Linked DNA regions of Homo sapiens: region 2 is linked to region 1. Evidence: chromatin contacts called from ENCODE Hi-C or POLR2A ChIA-PET data. All regions are on one chromosome and are shown on one strand. Each heading gives the region's core, a stretch centred on a gene start or an enhancer-like site at or near the end of the contact. The rest is flanking DNA. Distances are from core to core; before and after follow the strand shown. Region 1 overlaps DLGAP4-AS1 (DLGAP4 antisense RNA 1). Region 2 overlaps SAMHD1 (SAM and HD domain containing deoxynucleoside triphosphate triphosphohydrolase 1).

Evidence for each region. Hi-C counts contacts between places; a loop is a spot of excess contacts on that map. ChIA-PET counts read pairs that join two places held with the same protein, here RNA polymerase II (POLR2A). Pooled maps may share reads with other maps.
Region 2: a map of natural killer cell shows a loop between it and region 1 (2.8-fold over the local background). The contact joins two enhancer-like sites. A Hi-C loop is called at or near these places in 1 of 168 maps with a recorded cell type or tissue (natural killer cell) and 1 of 50 pooled maps. POLR2A ChIA-PET finds 5 or more read pairs at or near these places in 3 of 52 experiments (WTC11, activated CD4-positive, alpha-beta T cell and activated naive CD4-positive, alpha-beta T cell).

Annotation. Positions count from the first base shown.
Region 1 is chr20:36,560,764-36,567,252 of GRCh38, forward strand. The region is part of intron 2 of DLGAP4-AS1 (DLGAP4 antisense RNA 1); the gene reads right to left. Among named protein-coding and RNA genes, the nearest start is that of DLGAP4-AS1, 9.3 kb to the right of the region's middle. RefSeq lists an enhancer at 1,847-2,412. Within about 2 kb of position 3,753, at least 2 of the 41 ENCODE cell types and tissues checked have a DNase peak (open chromatin) inside an H3K27ac peak, as active enhancers do.
Region 2 is chr20:36,937,458-36,943,946 of GRCh38, forward strand. SAMHD1 (SAM and HD domain containing deoxynucleoside triphosphate triphosphohydrolase 1) reads right to left here. Exons shown (of 16, transcript NM_015474.4): 3 at 3,582-3,654. Among named protein-coding and RNA genes, the nearest start is that of SAMHD1, 11 kb to the right of the region's middle. Within about 2 kb of position 2,503, at least 9 of the 41 ENCODE cell types and tissues checked have a DNase peak (open chromatin) inside an H3K27ac peak, as active enhancers do.

The DNA of each region.
Region 1 (6,489 bases), core at 2,503-5,002:
AACTATAGCTCTGATTGCCGAGAAATATTCCACTGTATAGACAGAATACAACCAATTTACCCTTTTACCAGTTGATAAACATTTGGGTTGCTTATAGTTTGGGGCCATTATGAATAAGGCTACTATGAATATTCATATACAAATATTTTGCATGGACATATGCTTTGTCCTCAACCAAAAAGGACAGATTTCTCTTTGGTGCTTCCTGCCATTCCATGGAAAACATAAATATTCTCTGTTAATTTGACTTACTACAGAAACTAGTCTTTCTCATATGAAATACACACACACGGCCGGGCGCAGTGGCTCACACCTGTAATCCCAACACTTCGGGAAGCCAAGGTGGGTGGATCACCTGAGGTCAGGAGTTCGAGACCAGCCTGGCCAACATGGTGAAACCCTGTCTCTACCAAAAATACAAAATTAGCTGGGTATGGTGGCACATGCCTGTAATCCCAGCATACTTGGGAGGCTGAGGCAGGAGAATTGCTTGAACCCGGGAGGCGGAGGTTGCAGTGAGCCGAGACTGCGCCACTGCACTCCAGCCTGGGCAACCCATGAGTGAAACTCGGTCTCGAAAAAAAAAAAAAAGGAAATACACACACACTTTTTTTTTTTTTCGAGACAAAGTCTCACTCTGCCATCCAGGCTGGAGTGCAGTGGCACAATCTCGGCTCACTGCAATTTCCACTTCCCGGGCTCAAGCGATTCTCCTGCCTCAGCCTCCAGAGTAGCTAGGATTACAGGTGCGCACCACCATGCCCAGCTACATACACACTGGTTTGTGAAACACATCAGACTGGCCAGGCGCAGTGGCTTATGCCTGTAGTCCCAGCACTTTGGGAGGCTAAAGTGGGTAGGTTGCTTGAGCTCAGGAGTTTGAGACAATCCTGGGCAACATGGTGAAACCCCATCACTACAAAAAATACAAAAATTAGCCAGGCATGGTACAATGCGCTTGTCGTCCCAGCTACCCAGGAAGCTGAGGCGGGAGACAGAAGTTGCAGTGAGCTGAGATTGAGCCACTGTGCTCCAGCCTAAGCAACAGAGTGAAACCCTGTCTCCAAAAATAAACTAATTTTTAAAAAGAAACACATCAGGTAATTATAGGAGGTCATCGAATGTGACCAGTGAAGGTGTTTTTTCTGTAACTTTCCCTACTGCTTGCCAAGCCATTGGCAGGGCAGGGCAGGAGCATTTTGTTGCTTCTCTCTCATGACAGCCTCAGGAAGAGACAGGGCTGCACCCACTTCCCAGATGGGAAGTTAAGCTCGGGGAAGCGGGGGATGACCCAAGGTATACCCACCTCAGGGCTCACCGAAGTCAAGATACATCCCAGGGCAGGGGCCTGAGGAACTGGCTCCACCACTGACTTGCTGTGAGCTCTGCCTGGGCCTCAGTTTGATAATTCCCTGAGAATCACAAATCTCTGATATTCTTCTGGAAAAGTCCTGACTTCAAATATGCTGCTCCTGACAGGTGTGATGGCTCCTGCCTGTAATCCTAGCTCCTCAGGAGGCTGAGGCACGAGAATCACTTGAGCTCAGGAGTTCAAGACCAGCCTGGACAACATAGGAAGACTCATCTCAAAAAATATATATATATTCTCCCACCAATCACCACAATGTCCAGGAAATGCCAACAGTAGTCCCAGCTACTCCTGCAGCTGAGGCAGGAGGATTGCTTGAGCCCAGGTGGCGGAGGTTGCAGTGAGCCTTGATCACGCCACTGCACTCCAGCCTGGGTGACAGAGTCAGACCCTGTCTTTAATAAATAAATAAAATATTTCACCCAACCACAGTAGAAAGTTGCAACAAGAAAGCCAGCATGAAATTAGCCGGGCATGATGGTACACACCTGTAATCCCAGTTACTCGGGAGGCTGAGGTGAGAATCTCTTGAACCTGGGAGATATAGGTTGCTGTGAGCTGAGATCACACCACTGCACTCCAGCCTGGGTGACACAGTGAGACCCTGTCTCAAAAAAAAAAGCCAGCATGGGAAGCCAGGTGGGAAATTTTCCTATCTAACTGCCTCCATATCCCTCTTACTAAATTACTCTGGGCTTAACCAAGGAAGACAGTTAGAGCCTGACACTTGGGGGCCAAAGAAACAAAGACAACGAAAGCAGCCATTAAATGGCTCTGCAGGAGGCAGAGGGAGAGAAGTGTTTTTGCTCCAGAGAGGAAAGGGGAGAGGGAAGGAGGGCTGGGAAACGGACTGAAGAGGAGACCAGAGCCAGGAGCTGGATAGTGACAGGAGGCTGGGTACTGGTGGGCCAAGTCAAACTCTGCAAAGCCAGGGCCCAGAGGATGCCCAAGGATGGAGAACATGGAAACTGACCTCTGTGTTTCTGTCAAGTGTGCCTTTCGTCTCACCCTCCAGCACTAAAGGGCTCAATTCACTTGTGTTACCAAGGTTTGGTGACTGCGGAGTTACCAAGGTTTGGTGACTGCAGAGTCTAAGGGGAGCCTGGCAGAGATGAAGGGGAAAGACTGAACTGTGGAAACTATCAACTTAGTCCATTTTGTGCTTCTATGACAGAATACCTGAGACTGGTAACTTATAATGAACAGAAGTTTATTTGGCTCACAGTTTTGGAGGGTGGGAAGTCCAAGATCAAGGAACTGCATCTGGTGAGGGCCTTCTTGCTGCCTCATCACATGGTGGAAGGCCTCACATGGTGAGAGAGTACACAGGACAGAAGGCAAGAGAGTGCTGAACTCACATTTTATCAGGAATCCACTCCTGTGGTAAGAGCATTAATCCATTCATGAGGGCAGAGCCTCTTAGAGGTCCCATCTCTCAACACTATTGCATTGGGGATTAAGTTTACAACGCATGAACTTTGCTCATGGGGCACATTCAAGCCATAGCAACTACACAGCACCAGGGTAGGCTGTAGGCAAGCAGGCCCCAGAGGCCAAGATGATGGAGAATGGGAACTACTAGGAATCTACAGGCATCTGGCAAAGGGCTGAGGACTTCCTCAGAGTATGGAATAAAATTTCAACTGGTCTTATCAAGATCCAGAGCAGGAAGACCAAGTTGACAAAGATCACTTAGATGAATCCAAAATGAATGAGGATATAGGAGGTGGAGAAATACCAGAGGACACACCTTCAGGGACAGGGCAGTTGGGATGGGCATAAGAGCACAGGCTCAAGAGTCAAGATTGTCTGGGTCTAAGATACTATTTCCTACTAAAGCAGGATATTTTATAATTTTAAAAAGGTCATTCCATCAGAAACAGGTAAAGTTTTAAACATATACGGAAACAGCAGAGCACCAAAATACAGGAAACAAAGGCTGACAGAAATGAAGGGAGGAAACAACTCAACAGTCATAGTTGGACTTCAATTCCCACTTTCAATAACAGATAGAACAAGTAGGCAGAAGATCAATAGGGAAACAGAAGACTTGAACACACGACAACACTACCAACCACCCAGACCTAACACCGATCTACAGAACACTGCACCCTACACCACCTAGACCTAACGCCCGTCCACAGAACACCGCACCCCACGACCACAGAATACAACACTACCCACCACCTAGACCTAACACCCATCTACAGAACACTGCACCCCACAACCACAGAATACAACACTACCCACCACCTAGACCTAACGCCCATCTAAAGAACACTGCACCCTACAACCACAGAATACAACACTACCCACCACCTAGACCTAACGCCCATCTAAACACTGCACCCTACAACCACAGAATACAACACTACCCACCACCTAGACCTAACACCCGTCTACAGAACACTGCACCCTATAACCACAGAATACAACACTACCCACCACCTAGACCTAACGCCCGTCTACAGAACACTGCACCCCACAACCACAGAATACAACACTACCCACCACCTAGACCTAACGCCCATCTAAAGAACACTGCACCCTACAACCACAGAATACAACACTACCCACCACCTAGACCTAACGCCCATCTAAAGAACACTGCACCCTACAACCACAGAATACAACACTACCCACCACCTAGACCTAACACCCGTCTACAGAACACTGCACCCCATAACCACAGAATACAACACTACCCACCACCTAGACCTAACGCCCGTCTACAGAACACTGCACCCCACAACCACAGAATACAACACTACCCACCACCTAGACCTAACACCCGTCTACAGAACACCACACCCTACAACCACAGAATACAACACTACCCACCACATAGACCTAACACCCATCTACAGAACACTGCACCCCACAACCACAGAACACTACCAACCACGTAGACCTAACACCCATCTACAGAACACGGCACCCTACAACCACAGAATACCATTCTTTCTTCTTTTTTCATTTTTTTGAGATGGGATCTTGCTCTGTCAACCAGGCTGGAGTGGAGAAGCGTGATCACAGCTCACCGCAGCCTCAACTTCCCAGGCTCAGGTGATCTCCCACTTCAGCCTCCCAAGTAGCTTGGAGTATAGGCATGCCCCACCCAAGCTAATTTTTTTATTTTTTGTAGAGATGGGGTCTCACTACGTTGTCCAGGTTGGTCTCCAACTCCTGGGCTAAAGGGATCCTCCCACCTGAGCCACCCAAAGTGCCGGGATTACAGGCATAAGCCACCATGCCAGGGCCACATTATTCTTAAGTGGACATGGTACATTCTCCAGGAAAGACCATATGCTAGGTCATAAAACAAACCTCAATTAATTTAAAAGGACTCAAATAATACAAAGTGTGTTCTCTGAGGACACTATAATGAAATTAGAAATTTGGGAAACATGGGAAACTCACAAATATGTGAAATATGTGGAAATTAAACAACATACTCTAAATAATGAATGATTCGAAGAAGAAATCCAAAGGGGAATTAGAAAATATTATGAAATGAATAAAAAGGCTTAAAACTTATGAAATGCAGCTAAAGCAGTGCTTGAAGGAAAATTCATAGCTATCAATGCCTTTTTATTCCTTTGAGACAGTGTCTCGCTTTATTGCCCACACTGGAGTGCAGTCATGCAATCAGGGTTCACTGCAGCCTCACACCCCTGGGCTCAAACAATCCTCCCACCTCAGCCTTTGGAATGGCTGAAACTACAGGCAAAAGCCACCAACACCTGGCTTAATTTTTTATTTTTCGTAGGGATGGGGTCTTGTTACATTGCCCAGGCTGGTCTCAAACCCCTGAGCTCAAGCGACCCGCGTCTCAGCCTCCCAAAGTGCTGGTATGAGCCACCATGCCTGGCCATATGTGCCTATTTTTTTTATTATTTTTTATTTATTAATTTTTTTTTGAGACAAAGTCTTGCTCTGTCACCCAGGCTGGAGTGCAATGGCGCAGGCTGGGCTCACTGCAACCTCTGCCTCTCAGGTTTCAGCGATTCTCCTGCCTCAGCCTCCTGAGTAGCTGGGATTACAGGCATGTGCTACCATGCCCAGCTAATTTTCTATTTTTAGAGGCGAGGTTTCACTATGTTGGCCAGGCTGGTCTTGAACTCCTGACCTCAGGTGATCCGCCCAACCTCGGCCTCCCAAAATGCTGGGATTACAGGCATGAGCCACCACACCTGGCCCATATGTGCCTATTTAAAAAAAAAATGAAGATTGTAGGCCGGGCACGGTGGCTCACGCCTGTAATCCCAGCACTTTGGGAGGCTGAGGCAGGCGGATCACGAGGTCAGGAGATTGAGACCATCCTGGCTAACACGGTGAAACCCCGTCTCTACTAAAAATACAAAAAATTAGCCAGGTGTGGTGGCGGGTGCCTGTAGTCCCAGCTACTCGGGAGGCTGAGGCAGGAGAATGGCGTGAACCATGGCGGCGGAACTTGCAGTGAGCCTAGATTGCGCCACTGCACTCCAGCCTGGGGGACAGAGCTAGACTCTGTCTCAAAAGAAAAGAAAAAAGTAAATAAATAAATATAGATTGTAAATCAATAATCTAACCTTCCACTTTAAGATACCAGAAAAATTAGAAAAGAAGAGCAAAAGCAGGAGTAAGCAAAAGGAAAGAAACAATAAATGCTGGGGCAGAAATGAATGAAATAGAGAACAGAAAAACAATAGAGAAAATTGATAAAACCAAAAGTTGGTTCTTTGAAAAAAGTCAAAGCAACTGACAAACCCTCAGCTAGACTGACCAAGAAAAAAAGAAAAAAGACTTGAAATTACTAGAGTCAGAAATGGAGACGATAATATTACCATTAACCTTTCAGGAATAAAATCCTACCTCCTCCAATGACCAGTTTTATAACCTCAGGTGTTACTTAGCCCCTCTGTGCCTCCCTTATCTCTATTCTTTAATCCCAACACTTTGGGAGGCCGAGGCAGGTGGATCACTTGAGCTCAGGAGTTCAAGACCAGCTTGGGCAACACAGCGAAACCATGTCTCTACTAAAAATGCAAAAATTAGCTAGGTGTGGTGGCGGGCGCCTGTAATCTCAGCTACTTGGGAGGCTGAGACATGAGAATCACGGGAACCTGAGAGGCGGATGT
Region 2 (6,489 bases), core at 1,253-3,752, 380 kb after region 1:
ATATTTGTGTATCATATCTCCCATAAGGATTTACATCCAGAACATATAAAGAGCTCTTACAACTCAAATCAAATTGTGTGTGATTGAACAACACTGTGAACTTTCTAAAAAGCACTGTCTTGCATACTAAAAATGAGTGAATCATACAACTTGTGAATTATATCTCAATAAAGCATTTATGTTTTAAGTATCAAGTTAGGTAGGTATGAAATTAGGGTAGAAATCCTTGAGGTCTGCAACTGAGTAGCAAACTAGGTCAATTCTTGTTGAACTGCATTGCTGATGAAGTTAAATTCATTTAAGGTATTGATTTCATTACTAAGCCGTGATTCAGTAGTTTGAAAATCTATTTCCAACAACTGTCATTTATAATTTATAAATGAGGTTAAACAATGTTGGTTTGTTTTTTTTTTTTTTTGAGACAGGGTCTCACTCTGTTGCCCAGGCTGGAGTGCAGCGGCGTGATCATGGCTCACTGAAGCCTCCACCTCCCCAGGTTCAGGTGATTTTCCTATATCAGCTTCCCAAGTAGCTGGGACTACAGGTGTGCACTACCACACCCAGCTAATTTTTCTATTGTTTTCTATTGTTTGTAGATGGAGTTTCACCATGTTGCCCAGGCTGGTCTTTGAACTTAAGGGCTCAAGTGATCCACCTACCTCAGTCTCCCAAAGTGCTGGGATTACGGGTGTGAGCCACCATACCCAGCCAACAATGTTCTTTTTACAGAAAAATAGAAAGAATAAAAGTGGGCAATTGAAACCACTGACTGCCTTAAATATTACCTCAAAAATATATTATTGGCTGGGCACGGTGGCTCATGCCTGTAATCCCAAAACTTTGGAAGGCCGAGGCAGGCAGATCACGAGGTCAGGAGTTCGAGGCCAGCCTGGCCAACATGGTGAAACCCCGTCTCTACTAAAAATACAAAAATTAGCCGGGTGTGGTGGCATGCACTGGTAATCCCAGCTACTCAGGAGGCTGAGGCAGGAGAATTGCTTGAACCCGGGAGGCGGAGGTTGCAGTGAGCTGAGATCACGCCACTGCACTCCAGCCTGGGCAACCGAGTGAAACTCCCTCTCAAAACAACAAAACAGGGACAGGCACGGTGGCACGTGCCTGTAATCCCAGCACTTTGAGAGGCTGAGGCGGGTGGATTATGAGGTCAGGAGATCGAGACCATCCTAGCTAACGCGGTGAAACCCCATCTCTACTAAAAATACAAAAAATTAGCTGGGCATGGTGGCATGCGCCTGTAGTCCCAGCTACTCAGGAAGCTGATTTAGGCTGAGGCAGGAGAATCACTTGAACCTGGGATTTGGAAGTTGCAGTGAGCCGAGATTGCACCACTGCACTCCAGCCTGGGAGACAGAGCAAGACTCCATCTCAAAAACAAAACAAAACAAAACAACAACAAAACATTATTATATAGTTGAACCAAAAATGTTCATTAAATTTTTTCAGATGTGATTTTCAATAGAAAATAAGCCTAGAACGGGCTGGTGGCTCACGCCTGTAATCCCAGCACTTTGGGAGGCCAAGGTGGGCAGATCATGAGGTCAGGAGTTCAAGACCAGCCTGGCCAACCTGGTGAAACCTTGCCTCTACTAAAAATACCAAAAAAAAAAAAAAAAAAAAAAAAAAAAATTAACTGGGCGTGGTGGCAGGTGCCTGTAATCCCAGCTACTCAGGAGGCTGAGGCAGGAGAACTGCTTGAATCTGGGAGGCAGAGGTTGCAGTGAGCTGATACCATGCCACTGCACTCCAGCCTGGGCAACAGAGCGAGACTCCCTCTCAAAAAAAAAAAAAAAAAAAAAAAAAAGAAAAGAAAAGAAAAAGAAAATAACCGGGTAGGCCAGACGTGTTGGCTCATGCCTGTAATCCCAACACTTTGGGAGGCCAAGGCAGACGGATCACATGAGGTCAGGAGTTCGAGACCAGCCTGACCAATATGGCGGAACCCTGTCTTTACTAAAAAAAATACAAAAACTAGCTGGGCATGGTGGTGTGCACCTGTAGTCCCAGCTACCTGGGAGGCTGAGACAAAAGAATCACTTGAAACTGGGAGGCAGAGGTTGCAGTAAGCCAGATTGTGCCACTGCACTCCAGCCTAGACAACAGAGCAAGACTCCATCTCAAAAAAAGAAAGAAAGAAAAGAAGTCTATAACTTGCAAAAGCAAAATTAAAATATGTATTCTTATAGAGAGGGATCTGAAATAACTCAAATACTATACATTACATCTATTTTTTAAAAAAAGTGAAAAATGCAAATGATGATCGGGCAAAAAAGTACAAAAAAAGAAGATATCCTACATCTTCTCCCAGGTCTGAAACTAAGTTTTCTTAACCTAGGAATGTCAAAAGAGTAAATAAGGTCTATTTCCTGTCACTAACAAAACAAGAAACATTTCATCAAGTATGGTTTTAGAATCACTCTGAAGAGCTTGTGAAAAATGCACATTCTGGCTGGGCGCAGTGGCTCATGCCTGTAGTCCCAGCACTTTGGCAGGACGAGGTGGGTGGATCACTTGAGGTCAGGAGTTTGACACCAGCCTGGCCAACATGATGAAACCCCAACTCTACTAAAAATGCAAAAACATTAGCCGGGTGTGGTGGTGTATGCCTGTAATCCCAGCTACTTGGGAGGCTGAGGCAGGAGAATCACTTGATCCTGAGAGGCAGAGGTTGCAGTGAGACAAGATAGTGCCACTGAGCCCCAACCTGGGTGACAGAGAGAGATTACATCTCAAAAAGAGGAAAAAAAAAAAAAAAAGGCCAGGCTCTGTCTCAAAAAAATAAAGTTTAAAAATATGTAAAACAATACTATACATTGTTTATGGATATACATAAATATGCAATAAGAGTAAAAACCATTCATGACAATGATAAACATCAAATTCAGGAAGATGCTTATTACTTCTAGGGAGAAAAGGATAGAAACATAATAAATAGAAACAGGGCCAGGCGTGGGGGCTCACATCTGTAATCTTAGCACTTTGGGAGGCCAAGGCAGGTCAATCTCTTGAGCCCAGGAGTTTGAGACCAGCCTGAGCAACACAGGAAGACCCCGTCTTTATAAAAAATACAAAAATTAGCCAGGTGTGGTGGCATGCACCCATAGTCCAAGCTACTGGGGTGGCTGAGATGGAAGGATCACTTGAGCCAGGGAGACGGAGGTTGGAGTGAGCTGAGATTGCACCACTGTACTCCAGCCTAGATGACAGAGCAAGACCACATTTCATTAAAAAAAAAAGAATGTACAAAGGAGGTCTTCAATAGTTTCTAATATTTTGCTCTAAAAATAACAGACTTGAAGCAAATTAGGCAAAATATTAATATTTGACAAGTTGGGTAGTGGTCTACTTATGCTTTTCTGTATGCTTAAACATATTTTAGTTCTTCTTCTGATTTAAATACTCTGTGCTCATTTTAGAAAGTGCAGAAAGTTTAGAAAAGATCCACTACTCACAATTCTATCACTGAGAAGCAGATTTCCTCCTATTCTCTTCAAAATGAATTTTACATAATTGAGTTATATCACTTTATATTCAAAAAACATAACAAACTCAGATCCTCTTACCTTCATTGTATCAACGTGGATTTGAACCAATCGCTGGATATAACTAAGCAGCTTCTTCCTCTCCCCCAAGGAACTAAAATTACAATAGGATAAGCAAGTCTATCATTATTTGCTTAATAATAATCCCTGCAGTATATAGTAGACATAATAAACTTTATATTATCTACACTAACAGAAGTTAGATTGGAAGGAACAATCAATAATTCAAACATACCCCTCCTAGAAACTCTCTCCTTCCTTTGCTGTTAAGATAGGGAACTCTCCTGCTGAATCAATATAGGCCTCCCACAGCCTTCTGTCCTTGACCCTCCTCTCTCTTGGTAAATTTAAGACTTGAAAAACTCCACATCTCCATGTCTACTCAATGCTCAAACTGTACTTCCTTTTAACCAAACTGAAGTCAACATCTACCCTCATAATCCTGGATTGATTTATGAGCACCAGGTATGACTCAAGCATGAATGAAATACATATGAAGGCTTTAACTTTATTTATATTCATTTTCCATTGTCAGTACTCCCTCACAATGCTCCAGTTTCAAGAAAATACATAATGGGAATTAAATTTGAGCAGCTCGAAGTCCTGTGATTCATTATCCTGCTTCATTTACAATTACTAGTTGGGCCCAGCATATCATCCTCCCTCCTGGCTGGGTGTCAACAGAGAGTGCAGGCAAAGGGTTTTACTGATCTACTAGATAACCAGATTGAAAAAAAAGTATCTTTCTACAAGTCATACATAGACTGGGAGTCAGAGGCACTACATTGGCCTCTATGGTACACACTGAACCCATGGTAATAAGAACACTTAAGAATAATATCTTGGGATACACAGAAGCATTATTACAGCTGATAAATTAAAGCAGCAAATTTCGTGTTTTCCTATTCCCCTATCCTCCTCATCAGTTTGACATAACAAGCACAGTGTAAAGCCAGGCTTTCAGAAGTACTTATAGGTGGACTTAGTTTAAGGGGAGTCACATAGTTGAGCAAAACCGGAGTCATAGCATAAAATATCAAACCTAAACTAACCCCGTGACCACTTAATATTTTCCTAAACTGACATTTGGTATTCATCGCTTAAAACCCCAAAATCGGCCGGGCGCAGTGGCTCACACCTGTAATCCCAGCACTTTGGGAGGCCGAGGTGGGTGGATCACCTGAGGTTGGGAGCTCGAGACAAGCCTGACTAACATGGAGAAACCCCGTCTCTTCTAAAAATACAAAATTAGCCAGGCGTGGTGGTGGCGCATGCCTGTAATCCCAGCTACTCGGGAGGCTGAGGCAGGAGAATTGCTTGAACCCGGGAGGCGGAGATTGCGGTGAGCCGAGATGGCGCCATTGCACTCCAGCCTGGGCAACAAGAGCAAAACTCCAACTCAAAAACAAAACAAAACAAAACCAAAATCACTGATTAGAGTATATAAAACCACCCAAAACCAGGGGGTTGTTTTGTTTAGCAAAGGACATGGCATTAAATAAAGATTTAAAGAAGTCATGGGCCAGGATATCTAGATTATGAAAGAATTTTATTCCTGTGTTCCAACATTTCTGAAATTTAATGCTTCTTACAATTGACATGTATATTTAACGTGACAATGTTTCTATCTAACTTCTTTTTTTTTTTGAAATGGAGTCTTACTCTGTTGCCCAGGCTGGAGTGCAGTGACGTGATCTCGGCTCACTGCAAGCTCCACCTCCCGGGTTCACGCCATTCTCCCGCCTCAGCCTCCCGAGTAGCTGGGACTACAGCCGCCCGCCACCATGCCCAGCTAATTTCTTTTTTGTTTTTGTATTTTTAGTAGAGACAGGGTTTCACCATGTTAGCCAGGATGGTCTCGATCTCCTGACCTCGTGATCCGCCCGCCTCGGCCTCCCAAAGTGCTGGGATTAAAGGCCTGAGCCACCACGCCTGGCCTGTTTCTTACTTGTTAAAAAAACCTTTATAAATCAATGGTTGTTCATAAAATTGAGGGCCTACTAGGAGTGCTTGTCTAAGCTGGATTCTCCCTAGAAAGCAGGGTCCAGGATAAGAGCTTGCAAGTAATTAATCTTGGGGTGAACTCTGGGCACAGGGATTGGGGGGTCTAGGGAGGGTAAAATAGGAAATTAGGTAAAAACAGTACAAAGGTCCATTAACAAGTTGATTGCATTGGTACTACTGTGAGCAACTGGATGGAGTGGTGGGTAGGGCTAATCCCACTGGCAACCTGTAAGGCAGCACTGTCTAGTAGAACTTTCTGCGATGATGGAAATGTTCTATATCTGCTCTGTCCAACACAGTAGCCGTTAGCCATAGTGACTACTAAGTACTTGAAATATGGCTAGTGTAACTGAGGAATTTTTTACTTAATTTACTTCTAATTAATTTAAACGTGAAGCTAGTTGTTATTATACAGAACAATACAGCTCTAAGGAGTCCTACAGAATTTGAGTTATGAGGTGGGGCACAGAGACGTGCAATATAGTGTTCCTTCTGGAACACTGCAATATAGTGTTCCTTTGTCTGTTTTGTTCACTCATGTGCCCCAAATTCATGGAAGAATTCCTAGTACATAGTGAGCTTTCCAAAAATATTCACTGAATGAATCAATAGCACTTGGGTCCACAAACATGCACATGGCTCCCTTGAAAAGAAAGACTGTATTAGAACAAATTCCATTCAGGTCAAATAGTAAGCAACTATTATGTACAAGAAACAAGTAGTAAAGGGGACTTTGAGAGGACTGAGAGGGCTGAAATGTGGTTATGAAAGAGTCATGCCGGGGACAGTGGCTCACGCCTGTAATCCCAGCACTTTGGGAGGCTGAGGCAGGCAGATCATGAGGTCGGGAGTTCAAGACCACCCTGGCCAACATAGTGAAACCCTGTCTCTACTAAAAATACAAAAATTAGCCGGGCATGGTGGC